Linked DNA regions of Mus musculus: regions 2 and 3 are each linked to region 1. Evidence: chromatin loops called from intact Hi-C (ENCODE). Cell type or tissue: left cerebral cortex. All regions are shown on one strand.

Region 1 (8,000 bases):
GTCCTACCACCACAGTGTCCTGAATTTTCTGAAACCATGTGACAAAATAAATCTCTTAAAACACAGAGGAAGGCGGTTACCAAGAGACTACAGGGACTGTGTGAGAGAGCAAGAACGGGAAGCACCCTGGAAAGATTCCCCTCCAAGAATCCAGTGCTTTGTGTATCTTTCTTTTTCAGTAAATTTCCATTTTTTCCCATGAGTGAGTTTGAGCCAATTTTCTGCTATTATACCCCAGTATCTTTATTGACCCACCTTTGATGGTGCTGCCATCCAAAACATCTTTAGTCTTAGTTGGAGTTTCCTTGAAGGCAGAGCTTGGGACAAGGACCAGAAGTGGTGGCTATCAGGATGGTGGCCTGAAGCAAGCAGGCACCTGAGAGTGAGAGAGAAGTAAGAAAAGAAGCCAATCAGGAGCGCTATTAAACCGTGCTCAAACCTGTTGCAGACTCCATGAGAAACTATAGAGTAAGCCTCTGAGGTGTAAAAGGTTGGGGCCCTGCCCACAGATTCCTGGCTTGTCTCCCAGGGACATGAATACTTAGAGTTTTGGACCATACCTGCAATGGCAGAAAGAACTTCCTTGTTCTAGAGAGAGTCCCAGGCAGTAAAGTGGGTACTGGCAAGGTGAGAGGGAATGCAGTTGGCATGTGTGAGAGCCTCAACTGCATCAAACGTTCCCCTTTATCTGGAGAGATGGCTGCTCTTCCAGAGGTCCCTGGTACATTCCCAGCACCCAGATGGCAGCTCAAAATTGTCTATAACTCCAGTTCCAGGAGCTCCAATGTCCCTTCTGGTCTCTGTGGACACTAAGCACGCTCATGGTGCACAGACATATATGCAGGTAAAACACCCCAACACATAAAATAAAATAGTTTTTAAAAGTAAAAAGATAACTTTTAGAAAGGCCTCCTTTATGTCTATAGATCACTGGCTAGTCAAAGAGACTCTCAGCCATAGCTTCCTAAGGGACATTCCTTACCTTTGCACCCCATGGCTTCCCAAGTACTATTGTAGACACACTGGGAAAAGGATGGCTGGCCTGATACTGCAACTAGAAGTCTCAACCACTTCTAGCATATATTATTGCTCTTGGAACTTGAATGATCCATCTGGTCATCTCCATTCAGCAGGCTTTTCAATTGATCAGCTACACAACTTTGCCTAAGCTACCTACCCTCCTTGATGATATATATGTACATACACATAGTGTGTGTATGTGTGTTTCTTGTAACAATAGAACCAATAGGTGATTTGGAGACTTGAGAACGTTGCATGAGGTGATGAAGATTCAAGTCGGGCAGGAAATGAATCTTTAATCTTTCCTATGTGCTCGTTCTTTGGCTCCTCTAGGGAACAACACATGTATAAAAAAGAATTGCTGTGTCTGGAAGGCGAAAGCTATCCATTTCTTTAGGAAAGCATCGTAGTTATAGGGCATGTGTCTTCAAAGCATAAGAGGGTGGGGCACTGCCTGCCAATCTGCCCCCCTGTTGGCAGAGGGATTCCTCCAGGCACGTAGCCTCTCTTGCAATTCTGGCTGCAAAGGCTGAAGAGATACAACAACGGTGTGAGGCTGGCGAAGTGAGTTTGAATGCTCTTGGCATGCATGCGAGCCATCTGCCATTGCTGAAGCTGAGAGTGTGGCTAGTGTAGGAGATGGCTTGCTCTGGGGGAAGGATGCTACACTGCTCTGTTCCTGTTTAGACAGTGCTGTCCCGTAACTCCTGGCCTACAGATGGCATGTGGACCAGGCTTAAGCCATTAGCCATCAGATGGCTGACCAACCCTACTTCTAAGCAGATAGGACATAATAGCCCTGGTGCCACTGCTGTCCTCTTATCCCAACAACGGGACGAGGGTGGCAATGAAGCATGCCACCTGGGTGATAGTGGGGTAGAGGGATATTTGATACACTAAATCTAAATGCTTAAAATAAAACTTTCCTAAAAAAATATTTATTTATTTTATGTACATGAGTAAATTGTAGCTGTCTTCAGACACACCAGAAGAGGGTATCAGATCCCGTTACAGATGGTTGTGAGCCACCATGTAGTTTCTAGGAATTGAACTTAGGACCTCTGGAACAACAGCCAGTGCTCTTAAACACTGAGCCATCTCTCCAGCCCCAAAACAAAACTTTTGAGTTACTTGAGGAAATAAATGTCTAGGTTGGGTTCTTGCTGCCTGTCATGTCCCTCCCTCTGCCCAAGTCACAATTGACTTCCTAAGCATTCACACAGTTGTCTCAGCATGCAGAATGACAGTGACTGCAAGAAGCCATGGACAACCAGGATGGCCCAAGGTCTACTCAGATTGGCTCATGGTATATCTTCAACAACCTTTGATTCACTCCTGTGAGAGATCCTGAGTTAAAGACCATCTTGACTGTAGTCCCAGGCAGAGCTGGCAGTGGGCAGCCTTGACTGGGCATTATACACTTTGCTGGTGCTGACGTCCTGGGAGCCCCTCCTCCTATGCAGATCTGGCTCACCATGCTGTGGGGACAGAGAGGAGACTGCTGGTGCTCTGCTCACTCTCCCCTTCTGGGACCCTAGCCCATGGAATGGTGCTACTCATATTCAGGGTGGGTCTTCCCTAGAGTCTCTAGAGACATCCTCATAGACATTGCCAGAGGTCTGTTTCTGAGGCAATGAGGTAACCTAGGAAATTATAAGGCAGAAACTAGTCAAGCAGTGTGGCTAGAGTTAACAGAAACCGGCAAGGGGCTATGAAACACCCTTGGGGTTAACAACAGCAAGACCCGTTAACCTCCCTGAACTCCAGGGATGAGGGGAGGAGTTGTCTAGCCATAGTATAGCCTAAGGGTACATCTGCTGCCCACCTGTCCAGGCAACCACAGCAACCCGATGGAAGTCTGAGGAAGTTAAGAGCCCTGGCCTCATTTTCTCCTGCCAGGCAATCTCCAGAGGCAGAGCCCCATCAATAGTCAATAGCCAGGGGAGCCCACTGCTGCCATCTCCTGGGGACACTGAGATGCAGCCAACAAAGGATCTGGTAAGGCAAATAGCGACTGTTTGAGCCTGGCCATCGTGAATTTGTGAGGTCCCCTCACAGCCCTGTCCTGGAGCAGGAACCTGGGGGTTTAGGTGGTGCCTCAGTGAGGGTTCTAATCTTCCCAGGGAAGGGCACATGTGCTAAAAATGGTTGGGAATTGTGATAGATTTATCTGTTTCTTTATGCTTTTCTACTTAGTCCACTTTAAAAGATTTTTTTTCTTTTCAATTTTGGGGCAGGAAGCAAAGACAAGAAACTAATCACCTTTGTCTTTCACAGCATGGAGCTGAGAGGTGTTTTAATCTCTTCTGCGTCTTAGAATAACCAGTCTGGGATCTGGGACAGCTACTGCTACCTAGGTCCTTTATACCATCCAGTCACTCTGTGTCCTCGGGGTTAAGTCACTCCAGGCCACCCTCGTTTTCCCCTGAGCAGCACAGCAGCAGCAGCAGCAGCAGGCAGCAGAGCATGGACACCCTCACTTTTCCCATCTGTGACACGGAATGCAAGTCTTTCCAGGGAGCCTAGCAGAGAGGAGACCTTCATGGGATCCTTCTTACGATTGTACAAGACATTGTGAATACGGTGCATGGACTCTTGCTGCTTTGTGGAATTTCTAGGAAGGTGTTGGCAAAATGTGTTTGGAGCAACAGTGCCACTTGGTGGTCACCACTCTTATTGCATAGCATATCTGTTTCCACCCCCCCCTCTTTGTTTCTACCTTGTTAACATTTCATTTATTTGTTTCATTCTGTGTATCAATATAAAGGTTGGAGACTTTCATTTACTATGCTAGTGAGATGCCCCACCATGGCAGGGTGGCAGAGTGACATCCCAGAGCCACACGTTGCATCCTGAGGGAGACGGCAAATTTGACTTATGGGTTGCTTGGGATATCCACCTATCATTTCTATTAGGTCCACCCCCCCCCCCAAGGCTCTGGGATCCCTCAATTTAAGAAAACCCTTGGCCAGCTAGCAGGGGATGGTAGAGCAAACTCACATACACAGAAGGGTCCTTTTTCCTTAGAGCTGATCTCCCTGGCTTGTTTTAGTGGAATCCTAGTGGCCTTTCCCTACTCCAGAGTCCTTGCTTTGCCAGAATGCAACCCTCAGTGACCACATGCATGCTTCTAGTGACAGCCTTTCCTTCCTCAGTCACCCAAAGGCTGGGCCTTTGTCCCCATTACAGCAGGTCCTAGTTGACTCCTCACTCAGGCTTGCAAGATAACAAAAGCAGGACAGACACCTGGCATCTATGCCTTGCTTTCACATCCATCTCCTTTGTTTGAAAACTTCGGGTCAGACTTCGGGTTAACTCAGTGTGCAGGCATGTCAGTCCCTCAAGGAATGTCCATATAAAAACTGGTGACACCTAACCAGTCTCACCCCTCTTCAAGACAGAAGGCACAGATGTTAGTTTACCCAGCAGTCAGCTCTCATAATGTCCTATTCCAGACCCTAAATGGTATTCACAGGTCTCTCTCAACATTGGCCAAACTTGCAAGTCACCATGGATCACAGGAAGAGTAGAGCCTTATGGGTAAGACACCTTATCATGAGATTACCCTCAAGCAGGAACTTTATGGGAGCTGGCATGTCCCCTTAAGCAAGAAAGGCTTCTTTCACCCGCCCCCCCCCCCAGAAACAGAACAGATACAATGATCAACCAGACACACCTAGCCAGGACTCTTTAGTTATGCAAACCTCTGCCCTTCTGCTTCACTCACCCTCAGTTTAAATCTAAAGCGCACATCGATATCCTAAAGCTAGATGGATGTGGGTTTACCAACCATTGTTCTGTTCTTCATACCACAACCACCTTGTAGTACCTCCTTTCTCCGTCCTTCACTGCTCCTCACTTTGATTCGATTTGATCAGGTGACAGCATCGTCTGTTGGGACTCTCTTGCCATAATAACACACTGTTGGCCTGGAGTTTACAAAGCAGAGCCTGTAAGGGAACAGGTAGGGACTCTGGCCAAGCTCTGAATAGGCCCCGAGGCTCTGTCTCTGTCTCTGTCTCTGTCTCTGTCTCTGTCTCTATCTCTGTCTCTGATCCTCCCTGTCCTCATGCTGCCACACTCATATTCTGACTGCCACTGCTGTGGCCTCTCCCCAACCTCCCACAGTGCTTTTGACAATCAAACCCACAAAAATAAAGTTAACTTGCTGATACGTTCCTAAATTCAAACCCCACATTATCCCTTCTGTGAGGCTGGAGGACTTGACCATCCCAGGTTTTGGGACTCCTGGGTGATCACAAAAGGTTAGATAGCTTATTGCTTTTTAAAGACCTATTTTAATTTTATTTTATTATGTGGCTATTCCTGTCTGCATGTTGGTATGTGTATGTGAGTGCAGGTGCCTGTAGAGCCAGAGGAGTCAGACCCTACAGAGCTGGAGTTACAGGCTCTTGTGAGCTGCCCAGCATGAGTCCTGGGAATCAAGTCCTTTGCAAGAGTGGTAAGCATTCTTGACTCTCTCTCTCTATCCCACATTTTTTACTTTTTAAAAGATTTATTTTATTTTCTGTGTATGAGTGAGTCTTAGTCAGGGTTTCTATTCCTGGACAAAACATCATGACCAAGAAGCGAGTTGGGGAGGAAAGGGTTTCTTTCGGCTTACACTTCCATACTGCTGTTCATCACCAAGGAAGTCAGGACTAGAACTCAAGCAGGTCAGGAAGCAGGAGATGATGCAGAGGCCATGGAGGGATGTTCTTTACTGGCTTGCTTCCCCTGGCTTGCTCAGCTTGCTTTCTTATAGAACCCAAGACTACCAGCCCAGAGATGGTCCCACCCACAAGGGGCCCTCCCCCCTTGATCACTAATTGAGAAAATGCCCCACAGCTGGATCTCACGGAGGCATTTCCCCAACTGAAGCTCCTTTCTCTGTGATAACTCCAGCCAGTGTCAAGTTGACATACAAAACCAGCCAGTACAGGGTGTTTTGCCTGTGTACATGTATGTATACTTTCTGGTGCCTGTAGAAGACCAATGAGTTTATTGGGTCCCCTGGAACTGGAGTTGTGGATGGTTGTGAGTGTTGGGAATTGAACTCCAGTCCTCTGGAAGAACAGCCAGTGCTCTTAGTCCCTGAGCCATCTCCTTAGCCCTTGATTTTACTTTTCAGTGACAATTTACATACATGTATGTATACAGATGTCTATATGCTAATTTTGTAAGTGACAGGTTTGGGAATATAGCATCGTGGTCTTTTATCTATAAACATTAGAAAGCTTGAATCTGTGGTTACAATATTAGTACAAAACCATGTGCCCATATTTCCCAAGAGTCTAAGAATCATTTACCGTCTCTATAAGCAAAGCGAGGGTGATACTTTAGAAGATGCCTAGGATTGAGGATCTTAGCAGCCACAGAGGATCGAAGAAACTGGCCGTTTGTGCCTGCATCCCAACTGGGGAAGGGCTGAACTGTGCTTCCAATGAAGGGTGTTGTTAGTTAATCTTAATAAGAAGTACATTATAATTAGCATTATGTATAACATAAACATATTATTATATATGTGTTCACAATATATGTACATATATGTGTAATGCGTATATATAATATATTATATCATATAATATACCATATTGAATACTAACATCAATAATTATATTAACATTAATCATTATTATGGGCATAATTTAGCTTTATATATTTATGTGTTATGTGATATATTTATGTAACATATAAAATGTTAACATGATTGGCAATAATAGTCAGTATATGACCGTTTCTATAATATGCTTAAATAATATTAATGTCTAAATTATTCTTGATTAAAATTTAAAATTCAATTTCTTTTTTTTTTTTTTTCCATTTTTTATTAGGTATTTAGCTCATTTACATTTCCAATGCTATACCAAAAGTCCCCCTTACCCACCCACCCCCATAAAATTCAATTTCTAACACATGACTGGTGCCTGCTCTATTGGCTGGTACAGTTCAAAGGTTATTTCCATCTTATAGGAAGTTAGACTGAGAAATGCAGCCCTAAAGTTTGCCCAGTGCCCTCTGGCTGTTGGAGGCTGACTTGGCCTATCCCTCTGTAAGCAATGGGGTGGTTTTCTGGGCAGACCAGAGGCCGTGGCATGCTTAGATAATGTGAGGGCTTGATGTATTATGGCTTCTGCACACTTGATCACTTGTCATCCAACAATGCAGAGAAGATTCTGGAAGCACGCTTCACACTCCCTCCCCACCCTCACCCCTCAACTCTGGGGTGGGTCCTCCACCCTCAGTGGGAGGTTCAGAGCAGGAGATCTAGCAGGTTAGGGCCTATGACTTAAAAGGGATCTCACTGGAGGGAGAGGACAGACGAGCCAGCACTCTCTAGGAAAGCCTTTATTCCCCTTGAGTGACCCCTTTGGCCACGAGGTTAACCCTCTTCTGGGACATTGAGCTTCTCCTTCACCCCACAGGCCACCACAGCGAAGAAGAACTCAGGGAAGAAGGTGCGGATGAACACGGCAGCCTTGGGGACCGGGTTGGCCATGAACACCTCTTGCTTCTTCCTCCGTACTGTGCGCATCACTTCCTCAGCCACCTCCACCGGGTGCACGCCATAGGCTAGCTTCCTGCAGAAGACTGGAAACACAGGCCATGACGTTCAAATCCCCTGACTACAAAGACGCTTGCATGCATATTTAGCATTAGGTGAACCAACAGTCTGCCAACCTCTGGTCTCAACCCTGGGGGTGACACTTCACCCCGCAACTGTTGCTGCTTGGTCTGCTGCCTCCTTTACTCCTCGGTACCTTCACAGTGACAGGGATGGGGACAGGGTAGGGCAACAAGGAAGCAAAGGAAGGCCTGTCATTTGTGCTGGCGAAGCTGCGCTTGCCCAGACCCGCTGGCATTCCTTGCTCTGTCCTCCAGCCCAGTTATTTTGGTGTCTTAATGCAGACCTCAAGCTTTGGGTAAGGAGCAGCCTCGTTCATTAGAGTACTCTAGAATAATTAGCCTTCTCTGTGGGC
Region 2 (8,000 bases), 69 kb before region 1:
GACAGGCAAAGAGCTTAAGAGATATTAATCTCTGGCAGGTAAAAGTGGTCTTTTTTCAAAAAAGCTAATTTTCATTGTGTATCAGTGTACATTTTAGCACAGTCAGCCAGTTTAGAAGGCCGTGTTTAAAGGCCCCATTGCAGCATGCAGCAGCCCCCACTTCCTTCCAGATTCCCCTTTTGGAGTTTGTTTCCTACACCCCCTGTACTCTGAACACATGAAATGAAAGGTTTCAGAAGTACCCATTGCTAATGTGTATCTCTGTTTTGTGGTACTCTGGATCAAAGTCAGAGACTTACACAGGCTCCTCAGGCAGTTGCTCCACCTATGCCCTAGGCCCACAACTGGTGGATATTAAATAACCTTGATGATGGTAACTTGTTCCCATTCTATTTTATTACGTTTCGTTACTATTCTCCCACTGTACCTAATTTACAAATGAAAGTTGATTCATCGTCGGCCGGATAGTAGGAAAAAGCATGGTATTGTAGGTTGGATGATGTGGATGGTGACATGTCACACCTCAGGTGAATCCTGTGCTCTGAGCCCATGTCCTTAGGTAGCCCAGTCAGTGAGCTGTGGGAAGCAGATGTATGATGTTGTCTGCGTTAACAGGAGAAAGGCAGGCCATGTGATCTGGAACAAACCCCAGATTGACCTTGACCGTCTTATAACCCAGGGAAATAAGTCTTCATTTCAAATTTAATCATGGGTAACGCATATTTTCCTTGAGGAAAAAAAAATCTGTATTTCAGAACTGATTAGAAGTAGAGGCCCTCTCTTCTGTCCCCAGTAGGGGATGCTCTAAGGTTCTCTTAGATGGAGACATAAAAACAACGCAGGTTATTTCAGGTTGCCTTTTAGATTGCTTTTGAAATCTTCTAATCAAACTCAGGCCCATCTTTTAAAATTATTGGCTGACTAAAACCACAAACTCCTATGTATATGAATTTTGTATGCCAGGTGCCAGGAGCCCCACCTTCTCCCCTCAAAGTCCCAGGTATCCTTCCCCCGGTGGTGACTTGATGCTCTGGTGTCATTCTCTTCTCCAGCCCATCCGTCTGGTCTGTCAGTGTCACCGCGCTTGCCAGTCCGTGACAGCCAGCGATTCTCTGGGCCTCTCCACAGCGAGAACAGGGTGGTCTTTCTCTTCTGTAACCTGGTGGGCTCAGGGCAGCAGGCGAGCAGGTATGTGAATCTCCTCCCTGTGTTCATGTGGTAAGTGGGATTTGTAGACCTGTGCTTGCCACCCGTCTCCCTCCCTCCCTCCCTCCCTCCCTCCCTCCCTCCCTCCCTCCCTCCTTCAATGCCCCCTTCCCTGCCTCCCTTCTCTTTCTTCATCTCATATAGCCCAGGTTGGCCTTAAATTCACTTTGTAACCAAGACTGCCTCAGGACTCCTGATCTTCCTGTCTCTTTCTCCCCAGTGCTGGGATTACACAGTAGACCACCCTACTGGGCTCTATACTTGGTTTCTATCTAGAATAATTCTAACTTAATAAAATAAGTATCTATTCCCATTGTTAATAAAGTAGAAGATGAGAGCAGAGTGCTTCTGAGCAAGAGGATTAGCTGTAATTGCCTCAAGCAGATGGCGACACCATCCTTAATTAAACACCAGAGGTTTCCCGTTAATTGCAGGAGCGGTTGTGACTGTCCGCACCACTACTACTTTATATCGACTCATGAAGGCTAGCAGCATCCATACAGTGCAGGAAAACTGGCTACAAGAGGGAAGTGAAGCATGGCTGTGCACACCTGTAATCTCAGTCAGTCTGGAGGCTGAGGCAGGAGGATTGTGAGGCCAGCCTCTGCTACGTAGCAAGTTACAGGTCAGCAGGAGCTACATGGTAGACAGGTCACTAGGGGGAAATAAAAGGGTGGAGGTAAAGGAAATAAAACCCAGCACTGTTTGTAGTTTGACAGTTTGTCCAGGAGACATGAGCTGGAACGTGATTCAAACTAATTAAAGAGTTCAGGAGAGTGACTGGGTTATATTATAAATAGTCAAAAACAGACAACCTTTTGATTATAGTCAGATTAAGTGTCTTAAAGGACATTGTGACTGTTTGGTTGACAGATATGACCCTGATTGATCCTTCTACAGTGTGTGCATGCATTGAAACATTGCAATGGACCCTGTAAATGTGTATATGGATCATGTGCCAGCTAAAATGCTAACAAGATGTTTAAAGGAGTCTGGGGCTGGAGAGGCGGCTCACGGTTAAGGGTCCTTGTGGCTTTTCGGGAGAACCTGCTTTGGCTCCTAATATCCCATGGTGGCTCACAACCATCTGTAACTCCAAGGAGATTCGTTTTGTCCTATGCTGACACTAGGCATGCATGTGATGCACAATCATGTATCTAGGCAAAAATATTCATACTCACAAAATAAAATAAACTTTAAAAGACAGAGAGAGAATTCTGGTGTGGCCCAGTGCTGTAGTGTGTGCTTAGTATGTACAAGGCTCAGCCTATATAACAATACAAAATAAAAACAGGAGAATTCCTCTGAGAGGTACTTAGATTGATAAAAACAGTTCCAAGAGGTATCTGGGATGGTAAGGTGGTAGGAATACCCAGGAATGTCAGGGGAGGGGGAAGGAGAGATGGTGACAACCACAATGCTGTTGCCGCTGATGTTTTTTTGAAATAGGATCTTACTCTGTAGCCCAGACTAGCCTTGAACTCCCTATGTAGCTCAGGCTGGCTCTAAATTCATAATCCTGCCTTAGCCTCCTACTTAGCTCCTAGAATCATAGGTGTATAGTGTGATATACAGCTCAATAAAAATTTAATTGTTAAAATATTATGATGTAGATAAAAGTATATGAAAATAATCTCAGAACCAAGTAGGCCAAAGTATCTTTAGGTATTTATTATATGATAAAATGAAATTTATTTCATAGTCTTGGGGATGGATGCTTTATCCAATAATTAAGGCTAAACAAATTGCTTTTTATTTTAAAACAATCTTTTCTTTTGCTGTAAATTTTTACATATAAATTCCCAATTAATTAACAAAGTAATCACAGAAAAGTTAACCATGAAAGCAGTGTAGGTGAGCACGCTGGCACTCCCCTGAGTGAGTCCCTTTCTCAACAAAGCAGACAAAACAGAAAGAAAACCAACATAGACTATTTATGTCTTTGAGTAGAAGAGGCTGTTTTTATAACACATAAAACAGGAGGCCACGAAAGAGAAGGCTTATGTTTCAAAAAAATTAACATTTTAAACTGAAACCAAATGTAAAAACTTTTTAGGAAAAGATTTATTTTATTATTTTTTTATGTGAGTAGTACACTGTAGCTGTACAGATGGTTGTGAGCCTTCATGTGGTTGTTGGCAATTGAATATTTAGGACCTCTGCTCACTCCGGTCAGCCCTGCTCGCTCAGTCCCTGCTTGCTCTGGCCCAAATATTTATTTATTATTATATATAAGTATACTGTATCTGACTCCAGATATACCAGAAGAGGGTATTAGGTCTCATTAGGGGTGTTTGTGAGCTACCATGTGGTTGCTGGGATCTGAACTCAGGACCTTCAGAAGAGCAGTCAGTGCTCTTATCCGCTGAGCCATCTTGCCAGTGACCCCCTCACCCCCAAATGTAAAAACTTAAAGGCAAAAGAAAATGAGGGAAAATATGTAGGTCTTGTAAGACTGAAGGATTCACCTTAGTTACAGAAAACCTAGCTCTTGCTCAGATGAGATAATACCTCTCATGGTAAGAGGAATCCACAGACGCACACACATGGGGTAAAAGATGCAGTGTCCTTGGCAGCGAGGAAAGTCTAACAGAAGTAGGGAGATTCTATTTTAGTTCTTCAGATTGCTAAGGAAATCTGCACTAGTCGTTCTGAGCAAGAACAAAGCAACTTACTTGTCAAGATGATAAAACAGAAAGCCGGCTCTTTATCCAGGGACCTGAGTAGAGAGATACTTGCTTCCCTGGTAAACTGCCACGGCTTTCTGTAGGACATTTGGGTGGCACTGGCTTTGCCTTTCTATTTATAGAACCTCCATCCTAGGAGGACAAGTGGTCCCACAGAGTGGAGGGTCTGTGTCTAAGACTATGTGTAGTTCCTGCCATAAGCAGCATTGTTCCAATAATAACCAACTGGAAGCAACTCAGAGTGCTGCACAGCACAGGACTAGGTTGATCAGCTGATCTGTCCATCAGGGGCTGCACAGGGCCCTTCCCTATCCAGATAGGGACCTTCATGTTTGTGCCTAGCTTTAGCAACATCGATTCAACAGTTTTGCATTATCGAGTCAGATCTTCTCACAGCGAGGGTGTCTGTGACAGAGCTGGGGTTCCTACGGACATCCTGTGCTCACTGACAAGTCTACAGCTGGACATTCAGTGGGTTGGGATGTGGAAAACTTGTCAGTAATGAGAATATTTCTGAGACAGGACACAGATAGTGTTGTCATCTAGATGCCCTGCTCTTGTTCCCACATCCCCTTCTTCCCTGTTCTCTGGAAGGAAGCTCATCTCTTAGAATAGTCTGCACTGCAGCTTGTGTGTAACATATATAAGCAACCAGCAACTCCATATTGTACTTGGCTCCTAACAATTTTCTAATCCACTGGAGAGGAACCAGAGCGAATCCTACATCCATGACTCTTGTTGGGTTTTCCTCTGCAGAAATGACTTATTTCCTTGGATTTCCAGGTTTGGACCACCGTTCTTGATTCGGGAAGATAGAACAATCTCCTGGGCCCAGCTTCAACAGTGTATTCTCAGCAAGGTTCGATGCCTCATGAGGAGTGAGGTCTCTGCACAGGTCTGTGTGCACGTGTGTGTGTGCATGTGTGTGTGTGTGCATGTGTGTGTGCATGCATGTGTTTGTGTGTATGTGTACTTGTGTGCAGTGTGTGCGTACTTATGTGGCACTTATGTGCAAACAGTTACTCTTTTGTGGCTTGTAGTGTTTTCACCTCTGATATTAGGAGACACCTTTCATAAGGACCAATGAAATAAAGAGTAACATTTGGGTTATTATTCTCAATTTCATGTCTTTATGGCTGGCCATTGTTTTCACTAGGGGCTGGCACATAGTAAATTGTAGTTTAGACATCTAGGTAAAAACTTGAAGATGCTTGATAAAATTTCCCTCTTTTGCTCCTCCCCTAACCTTCTCTCTTGAGACAAGGTCTTAACTTTGTAGTCCAGGCTGGCCTTGAACTTGTGACAGTCCTCCTGCCTCAACTTCCCCAAGTTCTGAGGTTACAGGCATGAGTTACTACCCCGGGCTTGAAACGGAATTTATTTTTTGTTTTTATTTTCTAAATTTGTTTGAAATGCATTTTTACTTATTCACTTATTGTGTGTGTTTCTGTGCATGTTCGTGCGTGATGCACACGTGGCGGTCAGAGCACTGCTTTGGGGAGTTGGTTCTCTTCTTCCACCATGTGAGTGTGGAAAGTATTTAACTCAGGTTGCCAGGCTTGGCAGCAAGAGCCTTTGCCCACTGAGCCATTGCTGCCAGCCCTTGAGATGTAATTTCTGTGGAAAATTGATGGATGATAATTTTGTTTTGAGAACCTGACTTTAAAAGCTCAGGGACAAAATGCCTTCTTGTCTTGTCCTGGAAAGGTTTTAAAGGAGGTTTAAAACTCTGACTTTCAGCAAGCATAAAACCATCGATTTACAGCTTCCGTGTCAAGAACTGCTCTGGCATGGATGGGGCTGGGATCTGTAAGGTTGCCTCAGTAGTCTCTCGGTTTAGAAACTGTTTAAAAAGAGCCTTTCAATGGGGTTATAGCAAACTGTTTTATAGAGATAATCTCTCACAATGGCTATTCCTACTCACAGACAGCCCTATACATTCGACTTAGGGTTCATACCAAAAAGCACCTTATTAAAACCTTCACTGCATTTGTCCGGACCTTTATGTCTAAAGGATTTGTTCACTGCACTGAGGAGCCTGAATTAGAAGTGAGCTTCCCCACAAGTAGGTCAGGCTCCTTAGTAACAGTGGCAGCTGTCCCCAGACTGTGTGCTACGGACTGTTAAAAGGGGATGAGACCACTTTCATGTGAGCGCTCATTTCCGCTGCCTCTTCCTTCCTCGGCTGCTCCTGTTCCTTTCCTTGTTGTGTGCATTTACTGCTTCTGTGTCCTTACAGTCTTTTAACATCAAGAACTAATCAGACCCCCAGTGCAGTTAGCGGGATTCCAATACAGGAAGCCGCAGCCTTTTTCTTGTTGGTGAATGTGATGCTGGGCATGTGCTCAGAATGGCTGCCAGGCTCTCAGGATAGCCCTCCTACTTAACTCATACTGGTTTTAAAAAGTTGGGGTGTTTTTGTTTGTTTGTTTTGTTTTGTTTTACTTTTTTATTTATGTATATGTGCCTCCTTACCGCTGTGTACACCACATGTGTGCACTACCTGAGGAGGCCAGAAGAGGGAGTCTGAGCCCCTGGAACTGGAGTTCCAGCCAGTTGTGAGCTGTCTCATGTAGGTGCTGGGAACAGACTGTGGTTCCTATGCAAGGGCAGCAAGCGTTCTTAATCACTGAACCACCTCACCAGCCCCCAGCTTTAATCCTTTTAATACTGTGTTAAAGATTGGCTCCACATGGCAGTCACTTGAAAAGAAAATCTCCAGAGTTCTCAAAACTGAGCTGAAGAGATTAAGCATCGTGAGCATACACTGAAGGTTCTAAGATGAATTGGCTTACCCTAGAATAGAGGACAGGAAAGGGTTTCTTATAAAAACGAGCCATTTGCTAGAGAGAATTAATTTGCATGAATTATGGAAAAAAGACATTACTGAAAGAACATTTTTTTTATGGTCACTATTTAAACTTGGGTGTGTGAGATCAGCACTATTTCTTTACGCAGGGTTGGCTGCCTCCATATAGATCTTGGGATCTGTGTTAAGGGTGACCTCTGTGTGCAAACAGCAAGGCTCAGTTAGGACTGACAAAGGAAACCTTTCTTTGTATGGTCAATCTGAACCAAAGCCTCTGAGGTTAGCAGGCTTCCAGCCATTGATTTGGTCTGGTCAAAACTATAGATTAGCCACACACTACATTTATCGTTGGTAGATACATGAGGTGTTTGGTCTTTTGACGGTAGTCCCTGAACTTCACTGTCTAGACCAGTTCTCAACTCTCCTAATGCTACAACCCTACGGGAACAAAGCCATCACAGCTCAGGTATGATGGGAGAGTTGGAGAACTAGGGTTTTGGAGTTCCTTTAGGGATGCCCCAATAACCTAAGCATCTCTCGTAAGACCCTACCTCCTAACAGGCTGCCGTATGGATCAAGTGTTCAATGAAAACAAACGCAGGGAGACAAATAATTAAATTTCATTAAAACAGAAGGACCTTATACATGGCTCTAGCTTTGTCTCTAGCTACTCCTTGCTTATGGAAGCTGCCACAGCCCCAGCAGCCCCCTCACAGTTGTCTCACCGTGGTTTGGACCTTTGATCTTCCAAAGCGCTGGACATTACTCTTTCCTGGAATTATAAAGCTTTCCTCCTTTTTTCTTGCCAGACGGAATCTGGCATATTTCTCATGCCTCTCGCCCAGGATTTTAAGTACAGATGTCTGCCGTCAACTTTAATTTAGAAGGAAATGTTATTTTATTTTTTTGATTGTAGCCAAGTTCTTGAGTGACAGCTTTAAAAACTCTATTTCTTCATTTGAATGCAGACTGCATTGATTTTTTTTTGGCAAAATACATAACTTAACCATTCATAAGTATATGTTAATTGGGTTTGCCATCCTGTATAATGATTACTGTACTCTCAATTTTTAAAATGATCCTCCCACAAAAACCCTGTATCCATTTCCATTTAACAGAATAACAGAATACCCTGTTCCATTCCTGCTAGCCCCTTAGACCTGTAGCATATGCCAGATTTTCCTCCACCCCCTAGCTCCCTCCTAGTGTGCATAGGATGGACCTCAGGGTCTTGCATGCGATAAAGCTCTCCCAAGCTTAGAAGTTCGGGCTGAAGGTAAAGGGTGATGAATTACTAC
Region 3 (8,000 bases), 140 kb before region 1:
GAGGGATAGGGGTGCTTTTTACTCCCTTCAGATACTCAGCAGTCTCTCAATTTTCTACCAGGGGTGTATACAATAGTTAAAACTTTAGGACAAAATTCAGCACTTGGCTGGGCTTGGTAGCAGAGCCACCATTTTGGAGACTGAAGCAAAAGGGTCAGGGATTCAAGATCAACTTGGGCTCCCCGAGACACTGAAAAACAAACCAACAACAAACAATTCAGCAACTGGCCCAAATAGCCTAGATCCCAGATAACTCTAATTCTGACCTTGGGATCCACTCTCTTAATATTCAAATTTATCTGCCATCAAACAACTACAAATTGTACCGGAAACACCACCATAAGGCATATTCTCCAACACAAACTTTATAGGAATGCAGTGTTATAAATTATTCATCAGGAAGGTCAGGACTTTATAGCAATTTGTTCCTTGTACAAAGATGTTTTTCATCATTCTCTCCTTGGGGTCTCTTTGCTGAATAAATGGACCTTATCAGGCACTTCCTACTTCGTGCTGACATAAGTCTTCATGCTACTGATGCAGGAAAAGTGCAAAATTTCCCCTCCCAATGTCCTACAAGTTTTCTGTGAAAAGCCCATAGCACCCGTGCCCAACTAGCTACTAACTGGTGACCATGGAGTGTGAACTTCAGTTTATAACCTTTCTGGGGATTACTGGGTGAAGGGATACCCCACCAAAAGGTTATTTTGACCTCACTTTTACAGGAGCCTGGGGAAGTCTATGCATGCAGTCAGCCACAAGCATGATGGGCAAGAAGCCCCAGAAAAGGGGGGCAAATATTCGATTGCTCAAGTCCCAGCTCCCCCAGGTCATAGCCTACCCTAGGACCACAGAGTTAGCACCGAGTAGGCAGTACGTGGCTGAGTCCCCTCAACAGGGGGAGGATTCTCGCTGATCTTCATCCCTAAGGCCGCCAGCCTCAAGCTCAAAGATGGGCAGGGTCTCTGCCAGTCCCTGGAAGCCAGTTCCACCCCCAAGTTAATCCCCATACTCTGCTGCCATCACCGGCAACTCACCAGGGGTCCGGGGCCATGGTGCAGTCTCCGCCCGCAGCTGGGACACTTCCTGCTCGTAGCAGCTGACTACGGCGGCCCGTGCGGCTCATTCCCCGCAGTTCGGAGAGTGCGCGACCCGAGCCCAGAGTTTGCAAAGTGAAACCTGTTTTAATTGACCTCAGAACGACGTCCCCGCTACCCAGAGCGCACCCCTAAGGGAGTGGGTAGCAAGAATCTATTTTTGTTAATTCACATGAATTGCTGGACGCAAGAAAAATAGTTAAATTGTTGAGCAGAATCAAAACATTTTCCCAGGGAATGGAAACGCGTCAACCCCGGCTCTCTGTATTTTTCTTCTTAATTCAAAACAGCAAGACAAGCTGGGTGTGATAACTCAAGCCTGGAATTCCAGCACTTGGATGGCTGAGGCAGGAAATATACATACAGGCAACATATGTACCATACATGCATGAATACATACATACATACATACATACATAAAAATAGTTGCATACTGTACTAAAACGTTTTTAGTGATTTTTTTAAATTTTTCTTTTAAAAAGAAGTATCAATGCCATGTTTTTTATAGCAACCTATTCATCATAGGCAATTCTCTGTGCTCAATTATTCTGTGTTCAATTATTTTTAATAATCATCACGAGGGGCTTAATTGTATAGTTTTTAAAAAGTCACAGACCTGTACACGGGAGAGGAGGAAATTTACCTTGTGCACTTAGCGTCAACCTACCACCTACATTTCCAGAATGGATAAAATACATACTAAGGAAGTCCTCCCAACATTTGCAAGAGGGGAAATCAACTCAAACACAGTGGGCTGGGTTTCTGCTCCTGCATGAACCTAGCACGCATGCGTGCGCCAGTTACCATGACGACCAGGAGACGCTGCACCCTGGAGTTGAAGAATCAATGAGCTGAAACTCTCCAGGATGGAAGAACAAGTTTTACCCGAGCTGGATGTAGCAGAACTGGAGCTTCAGGCTGTGATCGGCTTCAATGGTGAGACCTTGAGCAACCATGATTTGATGCCTCAGGGACAGTGAGACGCTGACCTGGTAGCGCCTGAGAGGCAGTGGGAATAGCGGCAAGAGTGTGGCCAGGCACCACCCGCCCCAGGATGGTGGCAGATCTGGGCCTCATTCCTGAGCCTCAGGAACTGGCATGGGTGTAAGAGCTCAGATAAAGCTCCTCCAGAGACCAAATGAGCCTAACTCGGTAGGAGTATGAATAAGGGTCTTTCCCAAAGTAAGAACTCAAAGGTTTAAGACCAGGATAGAAGGGAAGTAGGACATTAAGGGAGAAACCTTTTTAATTCTGGAGGGGCCTTCTTGTGGTGCTCACACTTTATTTGTGACTGTCGTGGTAAATATTGAGAGAGAAATGCTGTGATTGGGGGTCGTGTTTGGCGTGTAGCGAAAAGGCAAGGAGTTAAATTTTAGGGGGAAAATTGATTTTTTAAAACGAATGTAGTGCCTGAAAGCTTTACCGTTGAAAGGATGCGGTGCGGAACGATTACAGAGTAAATAAAGGTTTAAGCGCTCCTGGCATTAACTCTTGAGTCTTCGTTGCTCTGTGCTGCTTTAATTGAAAGCCAGCGTTTTCTGTATCTGAGCCAACACTGTCTGTAGAGATGGACAAATATTACCGATAAGAAGTGATCCCTGGAGAACTGCAAAAAAATATTCTGGTGAGCCGGTCAGTGCAAAGACACACAAGATCTGTGATTGATTTTTTTTTAAGTAATTTACTTTATGTGCATTAGTATTTTGCCCTGCCATATGGATGCTGAGATTGAACCCTGGTCCTTCGGAGGAACAGCCCATGCTCTTAACCACGGAGGCATCTCTCTAGCCTGTAACTGAATTTTTGCTAACACAGTAAGGAAAGAATCTTAAAGTGTATCAAAGTTTGGGAAAAGGGTTGCTTAAAAAAAAAAACAAACAAACAAAAAAACCTGCGTGGGTGTTTTGCTCAGAGCGCATATCTGTGAACCAGTGCCCAAGGAGGCCGGAAAAGAGCATCAGATCCCCCAGGACTAGAGTTACAGACAGACGTGAGTCCCATGTGAGTGCTAGGAATGAAAGCTGGGTCCATTGGGAAAGAAGCCAGGGTTCTTAACTGCTGAGCCAACTCTCGGGCTCCTTGTTTTATTTTTAATTATGTGTATGGGGTGGAGGAATGGACATGTAAGTGCAGGTGCTCGTGAAGACCAGGAGAGGGCGCCAGATCTGGTGGCAGTGAAGTTACAGGTGGTATGTCCTAGGAAGTGAGGTCAGGTCCTCTGCAAGAGTTGTGTACACTCTTGCCTAGACTTCTCCCGAGCCCGTGGGAAAAAGTTATTTATTGAAAGAAGCCAAGAAAAGACTGATTTTTTTTATTGTGAAAAGACTCTTTTTGAATTTAAATAGTCTTTAACCAGAGGCTAAGGATTGGGGTGCAGATCATTGCAAATGGCCAGAAAAGGGGGGGGGCTGAGAAATGGAGAGTGAAGATCCAGGAAGGGGGAGGAGGCGGGGGCGGGGACTAGACTTTGAGGTCAGAGTTTAGAGTTCACATGAAATTAATCATATGCTAGGCCAACCTAATCTACATACTGAGTACTGAGTTCTAGGATGGCCAAAGCAAAAAAAAAAAAAAAAAAAAAAAAAAAAAAAAAAAAAAAAAGTTGAGAAGTTGAATGCAAAATTAGAACTCATAGTAACAGTTGTGTTATTAAACTTGAATTTGAAAACGGTGATGCATATATGTAACTGTACCAGGTATTGTACTCTGATGTGAGCTTATCAAGTAAACAAACAGAATATAATTGTGTCAGATATGGAAACATCAGGCTGTTGCTATTGAGAGTCTGGTCACATTCAACCGATTTTTCCATTATATCTAGAGCTCTTATAAGTTAAAAAAGCAACAACAACAGATCGGTCAGGGATCTGCAGGCCAGATTGGTCCCACTGTGTGTTTTGTAAATAAAGTTCCATTGGAATTCAGCCATGTCCTTTGTATTGGTGCAGTCTATGGCTATTTTCACACTACACTAGCAGAGATGACTGACTGCAACACCGGCCGTATGGCTCAGAGTCTAAAATAAACCATATGGTTTGTTTTTCTGGCTCTGTAGAAAGAGCTAAGCTCCTGAAAAACATAATGGCAATAATAACAATGTTAGTAATCATAAATATAAATGTCTATCCGTTAAAAGCCTAAAAGTGTTATTAAAACAGTGACATCACTTTTTATTTCTCAAATAAGCAAAGGCCATATATATATATATATACATATTTATATATATATATATATATATAAACATAAGAAGATAAAAGTAAGGCATTTTCTTTTTTTAAAAGACTTATTTATTTTTTATTTATTATTTATTTATTATTATTATTATATGTAAGTACACTGTAGCTATCTTCAGATGAACCAGAAGAGGGCATCAGATCTCAGTACGGGTGAGCCACCATGTGGTTGCTGGGAACTGAATTTAGGACCTTTGGAAGAGCAGTCAGCGCTCTTAACTGCTGAGCCACCTCACCAGCCTGAAAATAAGGCATTTTTCATCTGCAATTTCTAGAAGAATCAATTACACCACCTTTAGGAAAGAGTGTTGGCTTCATCAATAAAGTGGTTATGGTGCCACCATGAAGACCCTGAGTTTGGGTCTTCGGCAGTCATGTGAAAAGCTGGGCATGGTGGCATGTAACCCCAGGACTGGAGGGCCTGGGAAGGAGACAGGCAGAACCCCAGAATCAGCCTAACCAACCATTATGTCTGAGAGGCCTTATCTCAAAATATAAGGTGAAGGGCCATAGAAAAAAAATCCAACATTATCCTCAGGCCTACACAACACACACACACACACACACACACATGCACACGTGCACACACATACCACTTCTCCTCTTGAGGGAGTGAAGCACTGTTGCACTGTGAGTCTCCCAGGCATCAGGATCATGGAAGCCTGGGTCCTGTGTCACGTGGCCTGGCTTTCTCATTACCACTGCCCACTTTTCAAGTAGATTTTCTACACTTCCTATCAATGCTGTGTTCCTTTCTTGAACTTATTTGTCTGCTATATTGAGCCAGAGTTGACTCTTTTTGTTTGCAGCTAAGAATCTTAACTATAACTAAAGACATGCACACCTGTCTAAGACACTTTTCTATTGCTGTGAAGAGATACCGTGAACAAGGCAACTTATATAAGAATGCATTTAACTGGGGACTTGCTTACAGTGTCAGAGGGTGAGCCCTGAAGCTGAAAATGTGTATCTTATCCACAGGCAGTAGTGAGAGAGAGAGAGAGAGAGAGAGAGAGAGAGAGAGAGAGAGAGAGAGAGAAGAGGCTGTTCCTGGTGTGGGCTTTTGAACCTCACTACCAACCTGTAGTGACACATCTTCAACAAGGCCAACCTCCTAAATGTTCTCACACTGTCCCACTAACTAGGGACCAAGCAGTCAAACTTACGAGCCTGTGCAGGCTATTCCCATCCAAAGGACCACATTCCACTCTTTAGCCCCAATAGGCTTGGCAGCCATATCATAATGTAGATGCATCTCATGGAACTGCCAAAGTCCCCCTAGTCGTTCACAGTCTCAATACTGTTTAAAAGTCCGAAGTCTCTTCTGGGTCTCGAGGCAATCTCCTAACTGTAACTCCCAGCAAAATCAAAAGCCAATTGCATACACCAACATATGATAACACAGAATATAAATTTCCATTCCAAAACGGAGCAAAGAGTGGCATGGTGAGGAAAAAAAAACAAAGGGAGACCAAAAACCAGGAGGGCAAACCCCAATTTCTGCACACCTATATTTGCTGTCAAAGGACTCAATGGTTCCTAACCTTCCTGATGCTGTGACCCTTTAATACAGTTCTTCCCATTGCAGGGACCTCCAACCATAAAATTGTTTTGTTGCTACTTTATAATTTTTCTACTGTTATGAATTATAATGTAAATATCTGTGTTTTCCCATGTTCTTAAGTGACCCTGTGAAAGGGTCATTTGACACACCTCCCCCCAAGGTGTCTCAAGCCATAGGTTGAGAACCGCTGGCTTAGATGGCTTTTAGGATCTCCAACTCCTTCCAGCTTTGTTGACGCAACAGGATTCTCTCTCTTAAGACTCTGTCCACACCCCGTTTACAGCTCTCCTCAGTAGACAAACCATGGCTCTGGACTCTCTAACATCTTGGGGTCTCCAATGCAATCCAGGCGTCACTTTCACAGCTAGCCTCACACTGTGGCCCCTCCAGGCCACCAGGTAAGGGCACCCCTGCCACATCCCAAGCCTCAGGGGGATTTCCTTGACTGCCAGAAGATTCCAAAACCCTTTACTTCTGTATTCATCCCAACAAAGCCAGAACCAGGTGGCTAAAGCTGTTAGAAAACTGATTCCCTTCTTGCATCCATTTGCATAAGCCTTGACTTGTTGATGCTTTCCTTATGGCAAATTTCAAGATTAGCTGGGTAAGGCTTTACCTGAGGGTCTTACTCCCTCTCTTCCTTATATCATCCTGCATGAGACTTGACTCCAACATTACTCTCCCTGGTGCTCTTTCTCTCCTCAAATGTACATCTTATATTTCTTTCTGTCCCACTTTCTCCTTTTCATTAGGGATCTAAGAGTGGCCACATGACACGGTCAGTCCTAAATTGTCTTGCAATCTCCTCTGTCCGTTAACATTAAGGCAAAAAATCGTGAATTTAGCCTCGGGAAGATTCTTAGGACAAGGGCAAAAATGAAGCAATGTCCTTTTGCCAAAATATCACAAAAATAGTCTCTAGTCCATTCGCTGACACTACTCACCTCTGAAGCCTCCTGAGCTGGGCCTCCATGGTCCACACTGCACTCAGCACTACTGTCTTCCATGCTCCTCCTAGGATGGCCCATTCAGCCTACTTAGAGCAATTCATCCTCTGCCCTAAGTCAAAGTCCCCAAATCCACATTCCACTAACAAGAAGCAGGAACAGGCCTGCTACAGCAATGTCATACTCTCTGATACTAACTTCTGCCTTAGATTCTAGTGCCATGAAGAGACACCATTGCTAAGTTATTTCTCTGCTGGCAAAATGAGCCACTTCAAGCCAGATTAGAATATATTAAAGGCAGGTTTATTGGGAAGCTGCTCTTGGGCAAGTTCACTGGCCCTCAAGGATTGAGGCCAGGGGAGTCACCGTGGGGAGGGTGAGAAGGGAAAGAAAGAGAGAAAGGTTGCTCACAGAGAGAGGGAAGGAGAAGGGGAAGCAAGAGAGGGAAGATCAAAATGTCTGGATTATAGGGAGAGGAGCCTCTGGGGGATGAACAGCCCAACCCCTAGGCTGGAAAGCTCAAGGTTGGGGGCAGGGTATGCCAGCCAGCCAGGGACTGAAGGATGCTGGGAGAACCTGGAAGCCAGGTCTGCTTTGATATATAAAATATGCACCTCAGTCCCAAGGCCCCAGTCCAAAACCAAACAACCTTGACCAAGGCAACTTATAAAAGAAAGCATTTATTTAACTGGCATAGCTTCAGAAGGTGAGTCCATGACCAGCATGGTGGGAACAATGGCAGGAGGCAGGCTGGCATGACAATTTTGCAGTAGCTGAGGGCTTCTATCTTATCCACAGGCAGTAGGCAGAGAGAGAAAGAGACTGTGCCTGGCGTTAGATTTGGAAACCTTGAACCCCACCCAGTAACATCCCACCCCTGCCCTCATCGAGGCCACACCTTCTGATCCTTCCTAAACAGTTCCACCAACTGGGAACCAAGCACTCAAATCTGAGCCTATGGGAGTCATTTTTTTGTTTGTTTTTCAAGACAGGGTTTCTCTGTGTAGCCCTGGCTGTCCTGGAACTCACTCTGTAGACCAGGGTGGCCTCGAACTCAGAAATCCACCTGCCTCTGCCTCCCAAGTGCTGGGATTACAGGTGTGTGCCACCACTGCCCGGCTTATGGGAGTCATTCTAAACCAAACCACCACACACCAGA

Evidence for each region. A loop is a pair of places that touch in the nucleus more often than their neighbours do. Peaks named below come from ENCODE experiments on the same cell type or tissue, not always from the same donor. Only the 100,000 strongest peaks of a DNase experiment are listed, where the experiment ranks them.
Region 2: it touches region 1 in a loop (7-fold over the local background); 7 of 42 quality-filtered maps call a loop at or near these places.
Region 3: it touches region 1 in a loop (3-fold over the local background); 3 of 42 quality-filtered maps call a loop at or near these places.

The regions. Positions count from the first base shown.
Region 1 is chr11:67,815,356-67,823,355 of GRCm38, reverse strand. Dhrs7c (dehydrogenase/reductase (SDR family) member 7C) reads right to left here. Exons shown (of 7, transcript NM_001013013.2): 7 at 7,354-7,611. The coding sequence ends at 7,403. It overlaps Gm40032 (a long non-coding RNA gene), which reads left to right. Exons shown (of 3, transcript XR_879959.2): 3 at 5,381-5,474. Among named protein-coding and RNA genes, the nearest start is that of Dhrs7c, 21 kb to the right of the region's middle. In left cerebral cortex, CTCF peaks have their summits at 2,975 (motif pointing left) and 3,673 (motif pointing left); DNase peaks (open chromatin) are centred at 1,609, 2,972 and 3,655.
Region 2 is chr11:67,884,538-67,892,537 of GRCm38, reverse strand. Usp43 (ubiquitin specific peptidase 43) reads left to right here. Exons shown (of 15, transcript NM_173754.4): 7 at 1,053-1,188; 8 at 4,677-4,788. Among named protein-coding and RNA genes, the nearest start is that of Usp43, 34 kb to the left of the region's middle. In left cerebral cortex, CTCF peaks have their summits at 805 and 6,402 (motif pointing right); DNase peaks (open chromatin) are centred at 3,805, 4,379, 4,456 and 6,003; H3K27ac peaks cover 1,297 bases.
Region 3 is chr11:67,959,555-67,967,554 of GRCm38, reverse strand. It overlaps Cfap52 (cilia and flagella associated protein 52), which reads left to right and starts at 1,913. Exons shown (of 14, transcript NM_027963.2): 1 at 1,913-2,033. The coding sequence starts at 1,964. It overlaps Stx8 (syntaxin 8), which reads right to left and starts at 1,097. Exons shown (of 8, transcript NM_018768.3): 1 at 1,038-1,097. The coding sequence starts at 1,054. In left cerebral cortex, CTCF peaks have their summits at 3,253 (motif pointing right) and 4,467 (motif pointing right); DNase peaks (open chromatin) are centred at 1,118 and 1,896; H3K4me3 peaks cover 1,848 bases; H3K27ac peaks cover 803 bases.